Linked DNA regions of Homo sapiens: region 2 is linked to region 1. The links are chromatin loops, found by intact Hi-C in ENCODE. Cell type or tissue: PC-9. All regions are shown on one strand. Each heading gives the region's core, and the rest is flanking DNA. Links, peaks and the distances in the headings are about the cores only.

Region 1 (7,728 bases), core at 1,660-6,659:
ACAACTGGTTGAAACTGCTTTCAACTTTCCCAAGTTTCCTATTTTCTTTTTTATTTTCTTTTTTATATTTTGAGACAGGGTCTCACTGTAACCCAGGCTGGAGTGCAGTGGCATGATCATGGCTCACCGCAGCGTTGACCTCCCAGGCTCAAGCAGTCCTCCCACCTCAGCCTCCCAAGTAGTAGCTGGGACCACAGGCGCATGCTATCATGCCCAGCTAATTTTTGTATTTTTTGTAGAGATGGGGTTTCGCCATGTTATCCAGGCTGGTCTTGAACTCCTAAGTGATCTGCCCGCCTCAACCTCCCAAAGTGCTGAGATTACAGGTGTGAGCCCCCGGGGCCAGTTTCCTACTTCATAGTTGGACTTGGTCTGTAGCATCTTAAGGTGGCCAATTATCAGACTCCTATTAGATAGAACTGCAGAGTTCTGCCTGGCTGGGAAAAGCTCAAGCCCTTTGGGGAAATTTAAGACCCCAACTTTGAACCATTTGTTCACATTACAGAGTCATGGAGGCAGCCTGTGGCATTGGAAGGCCACCCTAGGGAAGCAGACTGGCTTTGGTTGCAGTGGAACTTGAGCACTTGCACTCTTTCATAGTGTGACCTTGGGCAACTTAACCCCTTAACCCCTCTGACCTTCCGCTTTCTTGTGAAGTGGGGATATTCAAATCCTCACAGGACAGTTGTGAAGTTTAATTACACAAGGAAACACAGCTATGCCCTGGTGGAGAAATTCAGTCAAATGGGAGAGACAGAGGGTATCTAAACATCATGATGCAAGCGAAGTTAATGGCACCAGGGGACTGCACAGCACGCGGTTGTGTAATGGGGCAGAGAGCCCGGGAAGTGATTTCTGTGCAGAATCCTGGCAGAGTTTGCTGGTGCCTGGAAAGGGTGAAAGTATGAGGGTAGAGGTTCAGCCGTGTGGAGCACGTGATGTGTGTGGGGAGCATGGGCAGATCCTGAGATGGTGGAACCCACCGGCTAACTTGGCTCTGGTGCAGGAATCCCATGATAACCGGACTTGAGCCGCTCCTCCTCCTGGCCTCCTCCCCTTGGCATGACCCAGGCCTTCTGTGTAGAGGGCCTTTTTCCTTTTGCTTTCCTGGCTATCTCACACCATCCTTTAGGCCTCAGCGGAAGTGCCATTTTCTCAGTAAACCCTCTCCACCCCCACTTAGTCCCTCCATTCTTTAAAGTTTTGTTTTAAATGGTAAAAAACACACAACCTAAAATGTACCATCTGATCCATTTCTAGGTGTACAGTTCAGTGGTGTGAAGGATGTTCACATTGTTGTGCCGTTGATCTCCTGAACTCTTTTCATCTTGCACAACTGAAACTCTGTACCCACTCAGCTGCCCCCCACCCCCTCTCCCTCCCATACTTGGCAGCCACCATTCTACTTTCTGTCTCTGAATTTTTTTTTTTTTTTTTTTTGAGATGAGGTCTCTCACTCAAGCTGGAGTGCAGTAGCACAGTCTCAGCTCACTGCAACTTTTGCTTCCCAGGCTCAAGTGATCCTCCTACCTCAGCCTCCTGAGTAGCTGAGACCACGGGCGTGCCATGACTCCCGGATAAGTTTTTGTTTTTGGTAGAGTTGGGGTTTTGCCCTGTTGGCCAGGCTGGTCTCTAACTCCTGACCTCAGGTAATCTGCTTGCCTTGGCCTCCCAAAGTGCTAGGATTACAGGTGTGAGCCACCACCTGGCCTCTGCCTCTGAATGTGACTGCTCTTGGTACTTCATACAAGTGGAATCATACGGTGTCTGTCTTTTTGTGACTGGCTTATTTCATTTGGCCTGTGTCCTCCAGGTTTATCCCTGTTGTGTGTTTTTCCATTCCTATCACACGGTGTCCTTTCCTATCAGTTCCACATTATAATTAGGAAGTCGCCTCCAAAGCTCTGAGCCTGCTGTGTACTCCACCGTGTGTCCTGCTTGCACCTCAGCCCATGGCACATAGCAGGAGCTCCACAAAGAGTGACTGAACGGAATCTCCAGTTCCAACCCCAGTCTGTCTTTCCAACCTAATCTCGACTGGTCCCCTCTTGACTAGCTTCTTATAGCTGCGGCAATAAGTTACCACAAGCTTGATATTTAGAACAGCAGAAATTTATTCTGTTACAATTTGGGATGCTGGAAGTCCAAAATCCAGGTGGCAGCAGAGCCCTGCTCCCCTGCAGAGGCCCTAGGGCAGAATCCCCGCCTTGCTTCTTCCAGCCCCAGGGGCTCCATGGCTGGGGGCTGCATCCCTCCCCCTCCTCCGTCTTCGTCTTCACATGTTCTTCTCTGTGTTCTCCTCTCTTTCTCTTATATGGGCACTTGCCATCAGATTTAGGGTTCACTCCAGTCATCCAGGATGATTTTATCTTGAGATTCTTAATTATGTCTCCAAAGACTCTTTTTTCAAATAAAGTCACATTCACAGGTTCTGTGGATCAGGACATGGACCTATCTTTATGGCAGCCACAATTCCACCCCACTACACCCTCTGAGAACCCTGTCCCCCAGCTGATCTGGCCTGGTCACGATCTCTGGACCATAGGGCACGCTTTTCACCAGGCTCTGTGGGTGTTGTTGTTGCTCCTCCGCTCCCCTGGAGGTCCTGCTTTTTTTCCTTGAACACTGCGATCCCCTGCTCTCCCATTCCCTCTCCATGGGTCCTCTGACTGCTCCAGGGGAGAGGGACTCCCTTCCTCTTGGAAAGCTTCCTGCTGCTGCTCGGGTGCAGCTCGCTTGCCCCTTCCAGAGGCCCTGTGGGGTCTCTCGTCTGCACCTCCACACGGCCCTGGAAGCGGAGCCTGTGTTCCTGCTTCCCTGTGTTCCCTATGGTGCCAGTGACATGAGTATAGAGACTCTGGGAATACGTGTGGGGGATAATAGGGACCCGGAAAGTGGGCTCAGACACATACTGATATTATCAAAGTGAAGGCAAATAGTAGACCTGCAGTCATAGTCACCCTCAGTTGTAAGAATACATATGTGTGGATATAGGCAGGGAATTTAAATTTGCTTTTTGTTTTTGGCAGGGAGCAGGTGTTAAATCTAATGAGCTTACATACCAAGTGGGTTTAAAGAACAATTGACAACCCCAGAGACATGCAGGGCCTGGAATCAAACAACAGGCTGGCTGCACTGCTCAGAAGGTCAGAGTCAAGGTCCTGGCTTTATCCCGCTGAGGGCCACACCATCTCTTATGTGACCTCTGGAGTAATATAAGTGTCACAGGAAGGGCCTGATCCCAGAAGGTTTGAGTTTCCGGTAAAAGCGTCAGGGCTGCCTCTGGTGGTGGATCTCTCTGCGCGTCTTTTCCAGCCAGCATCCCCCCGCACATGGCTTCTGCTCCCCGGCATCTCCAGCTTCCTCGCCAATTCACTAAGGCTCCAGCCCCAGCCTGACTGGCTGGCCTTGCGGTTTGAAGGTCTGTCATCATCCAGCTGCCTTGGACTCTTTGGGGTCCAGACTCCTAACCCCTGGTGTGGACTGATGTTCACCTTGGTCCTGCCAGCAGGAGAGGGCAGCGTGGGAGGAGCAGAGGCTCACATGTCAGGGACTGTGGGGCGGGGGGGGCTCTGTCAGGGGATTTGGGTGGGAGGCCATGAGTGGTGTATCCACTCCAGTTTGGAGGTTCCAAATGACCCAGTGTGGATATCTTATTTTTCAGATTGATCGTGTCCTGTGCTGAAGATGTTTCCGGAACAACAGAAAGAGGTATGTCATCACAAATCCAAAAATAAATAACCCACTTATTTTGATTCACACAGGTTAGTTCTTCATTTGCGAACCATAAACCCATGGGTTGCTTGAGGAGGTTTCATGAAAGACCAAAGGCCCACCCTCCTGTACCTGCTCCTCTACTCCCACCATTGGTGCCTGCATAGCCTTCATTTTGGGTTCCAGTGACTCAGCTGTGGAGCACATTCCCACCCACAGCTCGTGACTCAGAATTCTCCCAGGCTCTGCCTCCCACCCCTTGGCTTGGAGCAGTATCCATCCAGTCTGCCTTCCTGCTTTTTTACTCCATTGACTCATCCCTGAATTCTCCTTCCTTCAGGTAGCAGCCCAGGGGAATTTCTGCCATTAGTTTCAGGTTTGCCCCACTTGTTGCCTGGGCTTGGTTTCATACAACACTGGCAAAACTGGCCCTTCTGCCTGCAGCCTGGCTTCCCAGGCCTCCATGCCCGCCCCCTGAGCCTCTCCCTGACTGGGAGGAGCGTAGGACAGCCCTCATGCCAGCCCCGGCTGAGTGTCCCTCCTTTGGCAGTACGCATTGCCCTGCCTGCTGTGGTGCAGTGCACATCATCACTTGGTGAGGCTGATGAAGTGGAGAAGCAGCACAGGGGCCTGTCTAGGGAGTGTGCACACACACGTGCACACACATGCACACGAGTCACACATTCACACAGTCACATGGTCCCAGCTCACCCTGCACAAGTGGAAAGCATGAAACCATTTATTTCAGAGAATCTTTCCAGAAAGTCCTTTGCTAGCTCTCACATCTTTAATTTCAGCCCTATCTTTGGCTTCAGGTTCTTCTCAGCAGTCCAGCCTTGCTTGCATCCCTTAACTCTAGGCTGGGCTTCCCCATTTTCAAAGGCAGTGTTTTGGTTTGTTTTTTAACTTTTAAAAATTGGGCTAGACGGGCATGGTGGCCTGTGCCTGTGGTCCTATGTACTCAGGAGGCTGAGGTGGGAGGATTGCTTGAGCCTGGGAGCCAGAGGTTGCAGTGAGCCAAGATTACGCCACCACACTTCAGCCCCGGCGACAGAGCAAGACCCTGTCTCAAACGAAAAACCAAAAACCAAAATAATTGGCTGGGCACCATGACTCATGCCTGTAATCCCAGCACTTTGGGAGACCGAGGTGGTTGGATTACTTGAGGTCAGGAGTTCGAGACCAGCCTGTCCAACATGGGGAAACCCCATCTCTACTAAAAATACCAAAATTAGCTGGGCGTAGTGGCATGCGTCTGTAGTTCCAGCTACTTGGGAGGCTGAGGCACAAGAATCTCTTGAACCTGGGAGGTGGAGGTTGCAGTGGGCTGAGATCATGCCACTGCACTCCAGCCTGGGTGACAAAGCGAGACTCTGTCTCAGAAAAAACCCACAAAAAACAAAAAAATTGGGCTATAATATGTATAGTAAAATGCATAAAGTGTTCCAATCTTATGTATGTAGCTCAATGGATTTTTGTCTTTTTGTTTTAGTAGAGACAGGGTCTCTCTTTGTTGCCTAGATTGGTCTCGAACTTCTGGCTTCAAGCAGTCCTCCTGCCTCAGCCTCCCAAAGAGCTGGGATTGCAGACATGAGCCACTGATCATGGCCTAAATGGATTTTTATATACCTGTGTAACTACCACTCAGATCAAAGTATAGATGTTTCTGGCTCCCCAGAAGGTACCGTGTGCCCTTTTCCAGTCAGTCCCCCTCACTTCCACCCCTAGAGGTGACCTTCCACAATACCTATACCAGGCATGCTTTTTTCCATCTCATTTTAAGTAATCCTGAGACCAAGCTGCTTGTTCCGGGAAATACCCGCCCATGAAGTTAATGAAACTGCAAGGTTAAGGGCATAGTTCCCACAGGACTGCCCTTGTCTTCAACACCAATTGCAAGCTTGGGGCTTTCCTGAACCACCTTCAAGTTTAATAATTCACAAGAAAAACTCACAGAACTCAGAGCTATTATCCTCACAGACGCTGCTTTTTATAGAGAAAGAACACAAACGAGAACCAGCCAAAGCAAGAGCTGGACGCATGGGCAGTCAGGTGGGGTCCAAGGACAGAGCTTCTGGTCGTCCTCCCAAAGGAGCCATGGGCGGAGTTATCCTCCCAGCACCCATGTGTGGCAGTGTGCAGAGTCACTTGGTGTAGCTGGAATGATCGCCTGGCGTCAAATCCATTGCCCTTAGAACAAAGTCAAAACACCTGCACGTGGTCTCTAGCACTCTGCAGGATCCAAACCTCCTTCTTTCTCCAGACTTCTTTCCTGTGCCCCACCTACCACTCCAGTGCACTTCTTGTTCCTTATTTCAGAGCTTATTTTAGAGCCTTGAATGCTCCATGCACTCTGACCCCCATGGACTTTTACAGATGTTTTTTTCCACTGCCTGGAATAATCTCTTCCCCTAGCCTTTGTACTGTGTTGACTGGCTAACTTCTACTTATCCTTCAGGCATTGGCTTAGAAGTCAAGAAGAAGCTTTCTAAACCTTTAACTATAAAAGATATTTTTATCTAATCAGCTCCTCAACAGCACCCTGTAGTCAATGCCAGTTAGAAATAGAGAAGGTTTAGGTCAAGCCTTTCATATCCTAGTGTCTGGTTGTTTAGTGGAAAGTAATTCAGGTTCCACCTAATCGAATATGTAAGGACCAAATGCAGTATGACTGATTGTTTTGGAATCTAGACCAAGGGTACAGTGAGTATGGAAGCACTTTTCTCTCAGTACCCACAGCAAACATTACTAATTAATCATGAGGTTGGCACGTGAATTGAGATTTATTTACCATCCTCGTAACAAGATTCATACAGCCTGGGAGTGACATCTTGGTTCTGTCTAAATGGTAGTACTGACCTTAAAATTTAGTAATTTTTTTTTTTTTTTTACATTTTGGGGGTGAGGAATCAAATGTAGTCTCTCTTGTTAAAACAGCTTTATGACTGTAATAAATCTAGAAAGAGGAGAAAAGGGAGTGAGAATCTCCCTTGTTAGTTAAGCATGTTCCATTTGCACATTGGTTTGAATTCCCAGGAGAGCAGTATCCGAGCTGATGGATCTTCTCCATAAAAAGGCCTTGGCATTGGGCCATTGTGAAATTAAAATGAATTCAGAGTCATTCATGCATGCAACTTTAATTTACAATTAAAATATTATGGTTACATATTTTAATAAGAATAATTAGATGGACCCAACTGAATCAACTCTTCTGTTTAATGAGACAGAACCCAGACTCCAAATGGAAAGGCAGGTGGCTGTGACAGGAAGCGCATTTCAGACAGTGTCTTTTGTGGAGCTAGGCATTTTTATTCTTTTTATATTCGAATGTCCAGAGTGAGCTGTTTGATTTTTCTACACTACTCAGGATGCTTGCCTCAGCCTTGCTGAACTCATCTTGTGGGGTGTATGAGTGAGCATTTGCTCCAGCTGCACACAGTCCCTTTCATGGAGTCGGACATTCTTGCCCAAGCGCCTGCTCCCTCCTCCATAAGGGCACTGGGCTCTTTCCTTGGCACAGGGCTCACTTGGTGTAACTAGACTGTTCCTCCCTGTGTGATGTGACCTGAAGTGTGGGCTGAAACCCCTTTTGAATGTATGTGTGCATGCGTGCATATCTCCCCTGCTCTCCTGGATCATGATGGCTGCATTCTACTTTTAGAGATTCATCCCTTTAGGATAACTGATTTTCCCCTTCCCAAATGCACATGCTTCATACTAGGTATAACAGCAGCTTCTAGGCAACTCCAGTTATTGACACCTTAGCGATGATATATCCATCACTTCTTTGGCAGGGAATATCCTGAGTAGGACAGGCCGAAGTGGGCCCCAGAGAGTTGCACAAACCATGAGGACCCCACCACTGAGGGAGGAGATGGGGCACTATGGGGAGAGCCGGCAGGGAGGGATGTGTTGCCATTTTGGATGAGCAGCCCCTAAGGTTAATATTAATATGTCTAAGATATGCTTATGCTGACCCATGGTAATATTTTGGACTTCCTCTAGGAAAGCATG
Region 2 (7,728 bases), core at 1,286-6,285, 260 kb before region 1:
GTTAATCAATCCATCCTAAAACCCCCACCTCTGAGGCAGACACAGAGGCCAAATATAACACAACCCACATACCATCCAATTCAGGATGTTGTTCAAATATTGATGAGTTTCAAACCCTCTAACAATATAAAGTATTATAAGCCACATCTAAAAACCAAACTTGACCTTGGAGGGAGAAAACAGCCAAAGACAGATATGTATTATATAAATTTCCTTTCTGAAGCTACAGGGAAATGTCAAATCATCACAGTTTATTTATTTTACTTTTTTTCTTCCCCAAAAAAGGAAAAGGAAAATTCTGGAATTTAAAAAATCAAAGAGAATAAAAATACAACAGTACATTCTATTGTTCTCCAGGTCCAAAAGTACATGCATATACTTAGCTGGCGAAAGAAAGAAAGGAAGGAAGGAAGGAAAGGAGGGAAAGAAAAGAAAAGAAAAGAAAAGAGACTTTGACAAAGAAAGGCATTTCCCTGGGAATATTCTACCTCTGGGAGGACAGTGGTCAGGCATTTCTTCTATCTTGCTATTCCTTGAGCACAGTCCTGCCAAATATCCTCCTTTCACCATTTGCAGTTACCATGAGAAAACCACAGAGAAAGCTCTGGACAGCCATGGAGTCTTAGCTGGATCTACAATAAAAGGAGTCAGGTACCCTCCCACCTTCCCAGAAAGACTGTGCTGGGGCTCAGAAAACAACACCCCAAAATGAAGCCCTCAGCAGCAGCCTCAGAAGCAAATGATTTTCTCTGACCTTCTCTTGCCCTCCTGTCTCTCAGTCCCATTCTCCTCGGAGGCTAGCCATAGAAACCAGAAGCCTTTTCCAAAGCCAGCCATAAAACCTAAAAATATTAGTTTAACTTTCCCTCCACCCTATCTGTATAAAAACTGGCCATATGGGCTGGGCACGGTGGCTCATGCCTGTGATCCCAGCACTTTGGGAGGCCAAGGCGGGAGGATCACTTGAGGTCAGGAGTTCAAGACCAGCCTGGCCAACATGGTGAAACCCCATCTCTACTAAAAATACAAAAATTAGCCAGGCGTTGTGCCTCACGCCTGTAGTCCCAGCTACTGAAGAGGTTGAGGCAGAAGAATTGCTTCAACCCGGGAGGCGGAGGTTGCAGTGAGCTGAGATCGTACCACTGCACTCCAGGCCGGGCAATAGAGCAAGGCTCTGTTTCAAATAAATAAATAATAAAAATTAAAACTGGCCATAAATAAATAATCTGACCTACCCTGTTTGATAGTAGGTCATAAGACCCCCATTCCAGAGAGGGTCCTGCCCCACACCCAGAAGGAAGAAATGTGCGCTCAGAGAGGCCAGGGAGAATCTAGACAGGCAGCTCTTGCTGGGCTTCCCCACTCATTCTATTAGACTTAGATCTATGCTTTTCCTCCAATCATATTCCCATATGGCTGTCCATATTTTGTTGAACCTAAGCATAAAAATGGACAATTTCCCCTGTATCTTTGAGTCTTCATGCTGAAGGCTCCTGTGAATGCACGTTAAATAAGCGTATATGCCTTTTCTCCAATTAATCAACCTGCCTCATCTCAGTGATTTTCAGCAAACCTTTACAGGACCAAGAGCCTTGGCCCCCACAACTATGACATGGGATAAAAGTAAACTTCTACATGCAGATGAATTTGGTAGGCTCAGAAACATATACATAATTAACACAAGATTAAGTGTCCGTAATGGATATTTGGGGAGGGGGCAGAGGGAAAACAATCATAAGACACAGGAAAGCTCAGGGATATAAAACAGCTCAGGGAACACGTGCCCCTTTGAGAAGGCAACTTTCTGCTTCTCTGCTGTGTCCGGGAGTTCAGAGTCTCAACCACATACAGTTCTTAAGGACCACCTGATACAACTGAAAAGACCTTGGAGCTGATGCAACCTCTTCCCACGGGGTGCCTGCCACAGAGATGAGTGCCTGGAGTGGCTGTCACCTCCAGGGAACTCTGAGTGGGCCAAGGAAGGAAGTCATCCCCTCCTCCATTCAACTCATTAATCACAGCTGTTAGGTAAAGAGCCCCTAGGGGTTCCCACAGTATAGCAATAGCCTTTCCCTACCTACAGCCAAGCCTAGTCCAAAGGTCTTGGAGGCCCTGGGGCTCTTGGTCAGGGCCAGCCTCCCAGGCTCTGTTCAGTATGACTGTAAGAGTGATAAGAATCTCTCTGCGCAAAAGTTCCTTCTTCCACACCCCCCAAATGCACAACACCCATCTTCCCAGGCTAAATGCTCCAGAGTTCTATCTTTGAATTGCCCTGTCCAGAAACCTCCTTTAAAATGCAAATACACATAATAGAGATTTTGAAAAAGCACTTTAGCTTATACCAGTTCTCTAAGGAGATAGGAGGCTGGGGGAAGAGGCAGGAAGGAAAACTGCCTAGGAAGGGGCAGTCTAAGTAGGGGTCCAGGAGAGGCGCTGAGCAACCCAGGAGAGCAGGCTGACTCTGAGGTTGAAGGGGGGATTCAGTGGAAAGTGATTTCTTTAAAAAGGAACATCCAGCGTGAGACTTAGACCCTGGCTAACGTCCAGAAGGATCTAGAATAGGATGGGGAGTCCTCTTACAGTGATCATTTCATTCTCGCATAATTTGTCCTATTTTCAATGATCTAGATCAGGGCTTGGCAATCTATGGCCTGCAGCCAAGTCTGGTCCAGCATCTGTTTTGTACCTATAAGCTAAAAATGGTTTTTACCTTTTTAAATGATGGGAAATCAAAAGAAAAATAATATTTCATGACAAAAAAATTATGTGAAATTCACATCTTACTGCCCATAAGCAAAGTTTTATTGGAACAGAGTCATGCCCATTCTTTTACATGTTGTCTATAGTTGCCTTCTGCTGTAAGATATTTCCACAAAGCCTAAAATATTTACTGCCTGGCCCTTTACAGAAAAAGCATCTGAATCCATGATCTAGATATTGGTTAAGAAGATGTGCTTTGTGGCCAGTGTTCTGGGTGGAAGCTGTGCCACTTAACTCCTCAGGCAAGTCCCTTAATTTCTTCATCTGTAAAATGAGGACAAGTCCTTGTAGAATTAGGGTAAGAACTAAATAAGTGTTTGAATAAATAAATGTTCGGCACAGGGTCTGGTGCATAGTAAGTGTTCAATAAATATTAGCTGTTATTATGTTTTAATGTGATTAGACACTGACGCATAATCTTATTCTTCCACACTTCCCTGTCCCCCATTACAAGTTAGAATAATACATCTTGTTCCTGAATAAGACTGGAAAGTAATCCACTTTGGTATGGCCATGACTACCAAAAGATTTCAGAAAAATATTAAATAGCAAGAGTTGACAATCATTTTGCATCAAGCTCTAACCTCTAGAAGGTCTATTTCCCATGATTTAAGTAAAAGCAAGTACATTATCTTAAAACCACTTTAGCAGAAAAAGTTAATTAGGCAGAGAGTTGATGTGACTCACAATAATTCTGATAAAGTTACATAGGCTCAGGCAACAGGAGCTGAAATGAATCACGGCTTGTAGAGCTCCCTCACTGTGGTGAAAGCAACCAACTGGAAGTTAAGTACCTTGGGTAGAATCTTGTGCTTTGATTCAAGAATTTCCAGTTTTTTAAGCTGCTCATTAGTGTCATCTGAGGCGTCTTTGAGGGATCAAGTTACAGAATAATCACTGGAAGGAACAAAGATTAGAGTGCCTTAAGGGTAAAAAGAGAAAGGGAGGATGATGGAGGGGAAGAAATGAAGGGAAGGGTCAGCTCCTAGCACAGGCGGCGTGGTTATACTGCCCTCAACCAGATGCTGACCTGGCGCAGATCACCAAATGCTACAACATGTGAGAAACACAAGGTAATGATCCTTGTTTTCCAAGCTTCTAGGCTTTGGGTTAAAATAAGAAGGCAAGAAACAGAATTCTAAGTACCTGGGTCAGCCAACAAAATAATAATAGCTACCATCTCATGAATTCATACAATAAATGAGCCAGGCAGTCTGCTAAATAATTTGTGTGCATTACCCAATCCAGTTACATAGGGTTTCTTAGCTCCATTTTACAGATGGGAAATTGAGGATTAGGAAAATCAAATAACTTTCTACAACTTACACAGCTAGTGAGCATAAAAGCTGTAATTTTTTATTTATTTATTTTATTATTATTATTTTTGAGATGGAGTCTTGCTCTGTCGCCTAGCCTGGAGTGAAGTGGGGTGATCTCGGCTCACTGCAACATCTGCCTCCCGGGTTCCAGCGATTATCCTGCTTCAGCCTCCCGAGTAGCTGGGATTACAGGCCCCCGCCACCGCACCCGTCTAATTTTTATATTTTTAGCAAAGATGGGGTTTTGCCATGTTAGCCAAGCTGGTCTAGAACTCCTGACCTCAGGTGATCCGCCCACCTCGGCCTCCCAAAATGCTGGGCTGACAGGCATGAGCCACCACGCCCGGCTGCCAAAAGCTGGAATTTTTAAAATGTAAAGTTTTAAACTAGACAATACATGCACACATTACTAAACTCAAAAGGTCTCTAGTGAAAAATAAGCAAATCTCCTTTTCTCTCTCCATGGAGGAAGTCGCTACTACTAGTTTCTCTTGGATTCATCCAAAGAAATTCCATGCATTAACAAACATGTGTGTACATGTTCTTTCACTCACAAATGGTAGCAAAATACACTGTCCTGTAACTTGTTTCTCCCCCTCAAACTTTAGTAAGATTTTTAAGAGACCTTTCCGCGTCTGCATATGTAAAGCTGAAACTTGATTCCGACTACCCAGCACCAAAACTGTGCTGATAACCATTTTGCTATATCACCTCTGGGCACCCCCAACCTTTTTGCTACATCACCTCTGGACGCCTGTGGGGAGGTTAACAGAAGGCACTGGTGCTAAACTCAGGGTATGAGCTTCAAGGGGGAGTTCTCATTGAGCTGCTGCTCTTCTTAGGGCATGGAGGTAAACCCAAAGAGGGACGAGACCTAGTCCTTCCCCTCCATTCATTTGGAGTTAAGACGCGTAGGCCTAATTTCAGTCATGAAAGCAGAGAGTTGCACAGTACAGTGTCCATGGGGTTCAGGGAAAGAAATCTTGGAAGGTGAGAACTGTTCAGAAAGGAAGTTGGGAAGCCCGGGTGGAAAAGGAATGGCATGAGGAAAGGAAAGCCAGTAGCTGGGGGATGTGTTTGGAGGACCCATGAGGAAGATGTAGCCAGGTCAAGTGGAACCAGCTTTGCAGGCGTCCCTCAAAGACGCTTCAGATGACACTGGGTAGTCTGATTCAAGTTTCAGCTCTACATATGCGGATGCAGAAAGGTCTCTAAAAAATCTTATTAAGGGCCGGGCGTGGTGGCTCATGCTTGTAATCCCAGCACTTTGGGAGGCCGAGATGGGCAAACCACCTGAGGTCAGGAGTTCGAGACCAGCCTGGCCAACATGGTGAAACCCCCATCTCTACTTAAAATAAAATAAAATAAAATAAATCAGCTGGGTGTGGTGGTATGCACCTGTAATCCCAGGTACTCAGGAGGCTGAGGCAGGAGAATTGCTTGAACCCGGGAGGCAGAGGTTGCAGTGAGCCGAGACTGTGCCATTGCACTCCAGACTAGGGGACAAGAACGAGACTTCGTCTCAAAAAAAAAAAAAAAAAATCTTATTAAGGGTTGAAGGAGCCATGGTGTGACCACACACTGTTGGTTGTGGAATATATTACAAGTACTTTGCTACAAATAGCAGAAAGATTCTCAGGTTTTTGTCCACTTTTAAAATGTTAAGGGTGGCTCTGCTGCTATTAGGGAAGTAGGTCACAGCTACAGGTATTTTCAGAGGGTTTGTGTCTCGCCCACCCCCCAGGGCCAGTGGGGAGGTTAGAAAATCCACTTGAAACGCTTTCAACTACTCTTCCAGGGGCTGAGAACCCCCACCCTGTCCCAGGCATTCTGAAAGTGTATGAGACGGGAAGCAGCATATTTTGAAAATAATTCCACATCTACTTCTAAAAAGTCTACCCTAATGTCACCCTTCTTCACTAGCAGAGAGGTGTGCTTTCCAGAGTGGACAAGAAAGTATATTATCAGCTGGATTCTATAGATGGATTAGGAAGATGCTGTATGGTAAACGCACCTGAGAGCAATAACTTCAGCATACCCTGAGGATGGCCCTGTATTGCAGACGCACCTGAATGTGTGCTCTGAACTAGGGAATCCGGGCGTGGCCAAGCCAGAGATTCATTCCTTGTCTTTGAGGAACATCTGAGCCTTCAGCCTCTCCCATGGAACACTGGCTGTGCAGGGACTGAAGCCCTGAGTTTGGGGTTAGATGAAGGTTGCCAGGTGGAGGTCCTCGGGGGTAGGGTGTTGAGTGAAATGGTATATACGCTACAAGCTGTTTGCAAGCGGCAGTGGTTTTCCTGCACAGCCCGCTGCCACTGGACTCTCTCCCCTGTATGTAATCCCTTAATAAAACCCCGTGTCTCATTTGCTGGCTCTGGGTCTCTTCTTTGGCCTCTTGAGCCTGGTGCCTTCCCTACTGAGGTTAATAGGGGTTTGGCACAACAATGGAAGACCCTGAAGTCATTTGAAAATGATGAGGGGTAGACCTACAGCTTCCATCACATTCTCTACAGAGACTCTAGATTTGGATTTTGCACCTAAAGACTGTCTTCTTGATGAAATAGAAAATGTCAAAGCACAAACATATGATGGATATATTTGTTCACTGGGCATATATATTTATTTATTGAGGCGGAGTCTCGCTGTCACCCAGGCTGGAGTGCAGTGGTGTGATTTCAGCTCACTGCAACCTCTGCCTTGGGTTCAAGCAATTCTCCTACCTCAGCCTCCTGAGTAGTTGGGATTACAGGCATGTGCCACCATACCCAGCTAATTTTTTTGTATTTTTAGTAGAGATGGGGTTTCATCATGTTGGCCAAACTGGTCTCAAACTCCTGACCTCAAGTGATCCGCCTGCCTCGGCCTCCCAAAGTGCTGGGATTACAAGCGTGAGCCACCGTGCCTGGCCACTGGGCATATTTATGTGTGTGTGTGTGTGTGTGTGTGTGTGTGTGTGTGTGTGTGTGTGTGTATCTGTATATAGCTCAAGTCTCAGAGTAAAATGGAATTCTTAAACTAAGTCATGGTCCAGAAAGTTTTAAATCTGCTGCTCTAGAATATGTTACTCCCCAGAATATAGCAATCTAGTCCTGAAAAATCCAAGCGACTAGATCATGCCCAGGTTTGCAAATCACATATTCAAGGGAAACTGAACTTCATTCAGGAAGCCACACATGACGAAGGCTGACAATTGAAGGGAAAGGAGCCATTGGCGACTGAGGCCACTGAGGGAGTGCATGGGAACACCAGGCTTCAGGACTGAGCAACTGGGAGCAGGCACTGGCAACCCAGGCTAGACAAGCCAGAGCTAAATGGCATCTGCTGCCTCTTTCTGTGAAGCTGCTGTTCTGAGCCAACAGTCAATGGGGCCTCATCTAGCTCACGGGCAGCTGTAGTTGATTTGAGTTTGACACAGGTGGGCCAGCCTCTCCGGGCCTCCGACTTCAGTATGCTGGATACTTCACCTGGATACTTGTCAAACATCTGGGTTCCTGGTCCTGGCTCCAGAAATTCTGACTCAGTTGGGAAGGGGAGAGAAGGAGATGGTAGAGTTCACAACCAACCCACACTTGGAAATCACTGGAAAAAAACAAAGCATTCCATTTCCCTGATGGCAACTAGGGCAGTTTCCATCTCTCAGCAAGTA

Evidence for each region. Peaks named below come from ENCODE experiments on the same cell type or tissue, not always from the same donor. Only the 100,000 strongest peaks of a DNase experiment are listed, where the experiment ranks them.
Region 2: it touches region 1 in a loop (4-fold over the local background); 5 of 110 quality-filtered maps call a loop at or near these places.

What each region holds. Positions count from the first base shown.
Region 1 is chr7:26,342,756-26,350,483 of GRCh38, forward strand. SNX10 (sorting nexin 10) reads left to right here. Exons shown (of 7, transcript NM_013322.3): 2 at 3,665-3,711. The coding sequence starts at 3,688. Among named protein-coding and RNA genes, the nearest start is that of LINC02981, 52 kb to the right of the region's middle. RefSeq lists enhancers at 2,852-3,779, 5,706-5,855. In PC-9, for the core only: no CTCF peak of the experiment used is centred there; DNase peaks (open chromatin) are centred at 4,096 and 6,426; H3K27ac peaks cover 3,439 bases.
Region 2 is chr7:26,079,803-26,087,530 of GRCh38, forward strand. All of the region lies in intron 1 of LOC105375199 (a long non-coding RNA gene), which reads right to left. Among named protein-coding and RNA genes, the nearest start is that of NFE2L3, 69 kb to the right of the region's middle. In PC-9, for the core only: no CTCF peak of the experiment used is centred there; DNase peaks (open chromatin) are centred at 2,079 and 3,599; H3K4me3 peaks cover 703 bases; H3K27ac peaks cover 3,535 bases.